2 separate regions of the Homo sapiens genome follow, and region 2 is linked to region 1. The links are chromatin contacts, found by Hi-C or POLR2A ChIA-PET in ENCODE. All regions are on one chromosome and are shown on one strand. Each heading gives the region's core, a stretch centred on a gene start or an enhancer-like site at or near the end of the contact. The rest is flanking DNA. Distances are from core to core; before and after follow the strand shown. Region 1 overlaps LINC01844 (long intergenic non-protein coding RNA 1844). Region 2 overlaps ARHGAP26 (Rho GTPase activating protein 26).

What was found. Hi-C counts contacts between places; a loop is a spot of excess contacts on that map. ChIA-PET counts read pairs that join two places held with the same protein, here RNA polymerase II (POLR2A). Pooled maps may share reads with other maps.
Region 2: a loop to region 1 is called in a pooled map, with 4 times the contacts of the local background. The contact joins two enhancer-like sites. A Hi-C loop is called at or near these places in 5 of 168 maps with a recorded cell type or tissue (CD4-positive, alpha-beta memory T cell, CD8-positive, alpha-beta T cell, MCF 10A and 2 more), 2 of 37 single-sample maps with no recorded cell type and 9 of 50 pooled maps. POLR2A ChIA-PET finds 5 or more read pairs at or near these places in 12 of 52 experiments (CD4-positive, alpha-beta T cell, CD8-positive, alpha-beta T cell, Caco-2 and 8 more).

Annotation. Positions count from the first base shown.
Region 1 is chr5:142,748,252-142,751,243 of GRCh38, forward strand. The region is part of intron 1 of LINC01844 (long intergenic non-protein coding RNA 1844); the gene reads left to right. Among named protein-coding and RNA genes, the nearest start is that of LINC01844, 4.1 kb to the left of the region's middle. Within about 2 kb of position 1,265, at least 3 of the 41 ENCODE cell types and tissues checked have a DNase peak (open chromatin) inside an H3K27ac peak, as active enhancers do.
Region 2 is chr5:142,782,077-142,785,027 of GRCh38, forward strand. All of the region lies in intron 1 of ARHGAP26 (Rho GTPase activating protein 26), which reads left to right. Among named protein-coding and RNA genes, the nearest start is that of ARHGAP26, 13 kb to the left of the region's middle. Within about 2 kb of position 1,640, at least 12 of the 41 ENCODE cell types and tissues checked have a DNase peak (open chromatin) inside an H3K27ac peak, as active enhancers do.

The sequences.
Region 1 (2,992 bases), core at 15-2,514:
GACAGTGAATAACCTCTTACACTATTGAGAAATTTTCACTGTCTGGAATTACTGGAACAAAGATGTCATTATTAAAACAAACTTTTGACCTTCTATAGAACGGTCACTTTAGCTACAAGAGAATCATTCACAATGGCTTTATAAGAATGGAAGCTATGACATCATTATTATATACAACACTCTATCAAAGATCTTGATTGTGAGAATCAGTTAGAATTCTTTGGTGGCAAGCAACAGAACTAACTCTGGCTCACTTAGGCAAAAGAAACAATTTATTCCAAGGCTATCAGGGTTGCTTACAGATCTGAGGGAAAGGCTGAAAAACCAGGTTTCTGAGAGCACAAGAACCAGGGCAACAGCTTAGGAAGCAGAAACTAACAGATTTTTGGGGTCACCCGTACCAGATGAATCAACTTCATTTATTTTGTCTCTGCTTCAGCTCTCTCAGTATTTAATTTCCTGGGAGAGAAAATCTGGTTGGCCAAACTTGGGTCTTGGGCCCAGGGGGCAGCCAGAGGGCAGCAGAGCACCTTGATTGACAGTCCTACAAAGCCTTCCTCCAGTCAGTGAGGGGCAGGTAGTTCCTTGAGGAAACTGAGGCTTGGCCACCCAAAGTGGGACTAGATCATGGGAAGATATCAATACTTTCATACTACGCAAGCTTCTAGGGCAGAGATATCATGGAGGAATCATCACTTTACTTAAAGGGACAACTGAGGAACTGAATTAAAGTAGTTTGCCCAGGAGCCACAGGTAGTGGCAGAAAGGAAATGTTCTGACTCCTACCAGCCAAATGGGAATTTCCCTTATTCCATCCAGTTGGCTAAAGCAGTGGTTCAGAGACTTGGCAGTGCATCAGAATTACCTGTGGAGCTTGCTAAAAATAGAGAAGCTAGGTTTGGCATAGGGCTGGGGCATCTGTATTTTTAATAAGCTTCTTGTGTGATTCTGCTTACAACCAACTTGGAGGCCCACTACATCATCAAATTTCCATAGGATCTGATATAGGAAAAGAACATTGCAGAAATAAAAATGGGATAAGGTATGATACAGTTTGAATATTTGTCCCCACCAAATCTCATGTTGAAATGTGATCCCCCAATGTTGGAAGTAGGGCCTAGTGGGAAGTGTTTGGGTCACAGAGGCAAATCTCTCATGAATGGCTTGGTGCCCTCCTTGCCATAATGAGTGAGTTCTTACTCTATTAGTTCATGCGAGAGCTGGTTGTTTAAAAAGCCTGGCGCCTCTCCTCCATCTCGCCTGCTTCCTCTCTCACCATATGACTCATCTTCTCTCCTTTCACCTTCCTCCATGAGTAAAAGCTTCCTAAAGTCCTGACCAGAAACAAATGCTGGTGCCATGCTTTTTGTACAGCCTGCAGAACCATGAGCCAAATATACTTTTCTTTATAAAGTACCCAGTCTTGGGTATTCCTTTATAGCAATGCAAAATGGATGAATTTAGTAATTTTAGGGGAAAGGTTTGGGTTTGTTGACAACATTTTTTGAGGTCCAATTTGTGTTAGCTGATTTCATGGTTTGAGGTTTGAGGGAATGTGAGGACAGGGAGAGGTCTTTCCCTATTTGTGACAAGCCTGCACCAAGTGGATCAGGCAGGTTAGGCTGTTTCCTAGAAAGCATCTACCGTTGAGCATACTAAGCATTGAGCATATTAAGCATTGAGCAAGGAGCAAGGCTGGGACCCCTCTTGGGTAGTCCTGACTATCTACAGTATTAAAGGGGGAGGATCAGATTATACGGGTAGTGTACCCAAGTGCCAAGATCTAGAATACAAAAAAGGGTTGGGAAATAGGCCTGAGCTGGCACAAACAGGAAAAGATCTGTTACCTTTATCTTGTTTCCTCACAGCTGATGAAGACAGGCTAATGCTAAGTCTCTTAACCAACCTGGAGGATGGAGAAGATGGGAGAGTGCTATTCTTCTTCTAGGAAGCTGCATTCCTCAACTCTTTACCTGGGTACTCCTATCCACCCTTCAGGTCCTTGTTTAAATATTACCTCCTCAGAGAGGCCTTCCTAACACCCTCTTCCCCCAGCTCAATCTAAACTAGGGTCCTTGCTGTTCTTTCTGTGGTCATCTGGTCTTTCCCAGAGCCAGATTCATGGACATGCAATATGTACAGTCATTCTGCACTTAGAAGGACTCCATGCTTGGTTTAATGCTCTGCTGTCACCATCCTGAAGTTCTTAATACTTTTTGAACCAGGGGTCCTCCATTTTCATTTTTCACTGGGTTCTGCAGATTATATAGCTGGTCCTGTTCTTTCCCTTTCTTGAACTTAGCACCTTTAATTGCTATTAATTTAGGTGTTAATAGTCCTAACATCTAGCTCCATGCCTCCCACTGTCATACAGGCTTGATAAACGTTGCTTAACCTTTTCAAATTATGGTTATTTGACTACTTTTGATTTACAAAAAAGCATATTCATATGATTAAACCTAAACTATTCTGGATGAATGAATAGATGAATGAATGAATGATGGAAGGAAGAAAGATACTTTGGACAAGTGCATTGTTGACCCAATATCCGCTCACCTACTTCCTTTCTAATAGAACTTAATTATGATCAGGTGTCCATCCCTTCCCCAGTGACTCAGGGGAGGTGACCCAATTCCCAATTCCAAGGTAGATCCTGATTAGCCTACATTTTCTTTTTCTTAAAAATAGTCTTCTCTCTCTGGACGTTGTCAGGTTTGAATCTGACTCCCAGGACTGCTAAAGTCATCTTGCTATCGGTCTAACAATTAAACCAACCAAAGCGAAAAGTAGCGCCAAGGAAATTGCATAAAAGCGGTAGCAATATGCATAAATAAAAGCAGTATTCTAGATGGCCCTTGCTGTACCCTGAGCTTCTTATTATGTGAGATAATAGGGTTTCTGTATTGTTTCTTCTAGTTGTCTATTGCTATAAAACAGTTACCACAACATGGAGTGGCTTAAAATAGCATCCATGTTATTAAATTTCATAATT
Region 2 (2,951 bases), core at 390-2,889, 34 kb after region 1:
CATAGTGCCTGAGGAAGGGATGACAGAGGAGTTAGGGGCATCTCCAGAGTTTCCTTCTTAGGCCTTGGGAGGATGGCTGAACTGCATACAGGAGAGGAATCGTGGTGTGTGATGGGGGATACAGAGTGAAGTAAGGTTTGTCCTTGCTGAGTTCCTGCAGGGCATGCAGGTGGAGACACCCACAAGGCTGTGGGAAGCACAAGTCTGGAACTCTGGAGGAAGATGAGGGCTACAGGTATAGGTTTGGCTCTCTCCAGGTGGTATTTGAGGCCCTGGGAGTGACTGAATCTATAAGAGTGAGACCCACGCAGGGGTCCTTAGCCTCTGCTGTCCATTGAAATCACCTGAGGAGCTCAGGACTCACCTTCAGAGATTCTGATATAATTTGGCTGGGTTGCAGTCTGGGCATGGGACATTTTAAAAACTCCCCAGGTGATTCTAATGTGCAGCAAGGGTGAAGAACGCCTGGCATGGAGTGAGAGAAGAGAGTGGAAGCTGAAACCATAGGGAGCATCCACATTTAGCAGGTGGGTAGCAGAGAGTTGGAGAGGCTTTGATGACTTGATGTTTCATCCTGGCCAGTTTAGGTGAGGACTGTTTGGAGGCCTTTGGATTTGACCTTTGGAGATGAAACTGGAGAAAACAGCATAAGTGCAAGGGAGGATAATAAATATCTATTATACCTTACAATATTATTGTGAGGAGCAGCTGAGATAATTGTAGATATTATGCTTAGCAGTGTAAGCAGGCCTGTGGTAAGTGACCTGTTATTGGAATCTGCCTTTAGAGTGTCCTTGTAAGATAGTGGTTCTTAAAAGTGAAGGTGTACAAGAATTCCCCTAACTGCAGATTCTCTGGCTTTACCCAAGGAAATGCTGATGCATGAGCTCTAGGCAGGTCTGGAAACCCGAATTTCCTATACCCCCGCCCCCACTCCCTTCCATCTCACCCCAAGTGATTTGCATGGTGGGAGTCCTTGGACCACACATTAGGTCTAAATAGGTCAGCAGAGATTCTGCATAAATCTGGTCCCCAAATCCTGTTCTTCCTTAATGTGCACAGCTGTGCTCTCCAGCCTCGTGGGCACATCTCAGATATCTGGAGGGTGTTTGCATTACTGCAGGCCTAGGAATGATGCAGGAGGGTTTCAGAAGCGTAAAAGTTCTAGCAGCTTGAGAACATGTCAGCCAGTGTGGCTCCACGCCTGGGATCCAGTTGTTCCGTGAGCTTGGCCTGTGAGCGGGAACCCTTCAGCAGCATTGCCAGCGGATGTGGGGGAGCTCCTGAAAGGAAACTTTTGCTCCTGGGCAATCACAGGGAAACTGTATTCCCACAGTGAGTCTTGGGTGCTCTTGTCAGGGTTAAAGTCATTTGGGGTCAGAGCCTGTAATTATGTTTCACATTTTTTTTTTCTTTAAAAACATTCAGGAAGCATAATGAGCTGGTTGAGCTGTTGCACAGCAAGGGGAACTCAGGATCTGGGGAGAGGAGGAGAGAGACTGGGTGATGGCTCTGGAGCTGAGATGCCTTAAACCCAGAGAGAGCTGATCTCCCCCTTCTACCTGGAGGTGCCCCTGGGCAACTCATTTCTGGCAAATACTGCTGTCTCTGTTCTGATCTCAGCTGGTTCTCACCCTTTTAAAGCAGGGCTGGATGACTGGGCAGACCACAGCTGCTGCTGGTGTGATCCCAGGGTGTCACCACCAGGAAATTAGTGCTGCTTTCACTCTGCTATTTGCTTCTTAAGAAAATCTGTGGGTTGCTCTTCCAAAAATAAGGTTTTCTTGCATTTGTATCTGACTAGTGCACTGAAATGTTTGACACAGACTTTACCGTGGGCGACTTACCCAGCAGATCATCAGCCACACCACCCCTGCTGTGGACAATATGTCATTGTGGAGGCCAGGGCAGGCACTGGAGGCGAGTGCCTCAGCATCCGTAGGCTTCGGCATCCAGATGCTCCTGCTGCATCTGTGTCTGCTGGCCAGGACTTGCCACAATCTGCCGGCCTTCTGACCGAAGCTGCCCAGAGCTCAGTGTGCAAGGTCAGCAGACTACCATGCTGCCAGCTCTGTTTAGAGCAGCAAGATGGGTTTCTCTCTGGAAAGAAAGCCTGTTTCCTCTTACGTAGCCAGCATGCTTGTAATCGGTTCCCCAGCAGGGAAGCTCTGCTCCATTGCATAGGAAATTGGAGTGGAACTGATAGCTTTTGGCCTCTGTGTCTTTTGGGATATAACTTTGGCTTGCTTCTCATCTCCCCCACCTCTCCTGGCCAGCTTAACTTCATACCATACTGCAAGGAAAAGACACAGCCCAGTGGGGCTTGCTTGGGATTTTGTGCTTGAAACCGTACGTAATTTGTACATGAAGATGATCACCAGTTGAAGATAACTTAAATTTTGCTTGTTTTCCTAAGGAGTCTAATCCTTACTGCCCCTAAACTGAGTCTCTTTAAGAAAGACAATTTGTTTTTTGATGGTTAAGCAAGAAACTTGTAAAATGTCAAACTGGAGAAGGATGACTCATATCTCTTAATGTGCCGTCTCAATCAGCCATATTACTGAGCTCCCCAAATGGGCAGCATGGGGGTAGGCGATGGTAGGCAGAGACCATGGACGATGTTTTTTAAAAACAGCTTTTTTGAGATACAATTCACACGACACAATTTACCCATTTGCAGCATACAATTCAATGGCTTTTAGTATATGCACAGGATTTTGCATTCATCTTCACGATTAATATTAGCATATTTTCATCATTCCCCCAAAGCAATCCTGTAGTCCTTAGCTAATATCTGCCATTCTTTCCATCCCTACCTCTCATCCCTAGGCAACCACTTCCTTAGGATTTTTTTTTTTTTTTTTTTTTGAGATGGAGTCTTGCTCTGTTGTCCAGGCTGGAGTGCAGTGGCGCGATCTCGGCTCACTGCAAGCTCCGCCTCCCTCCTGAGT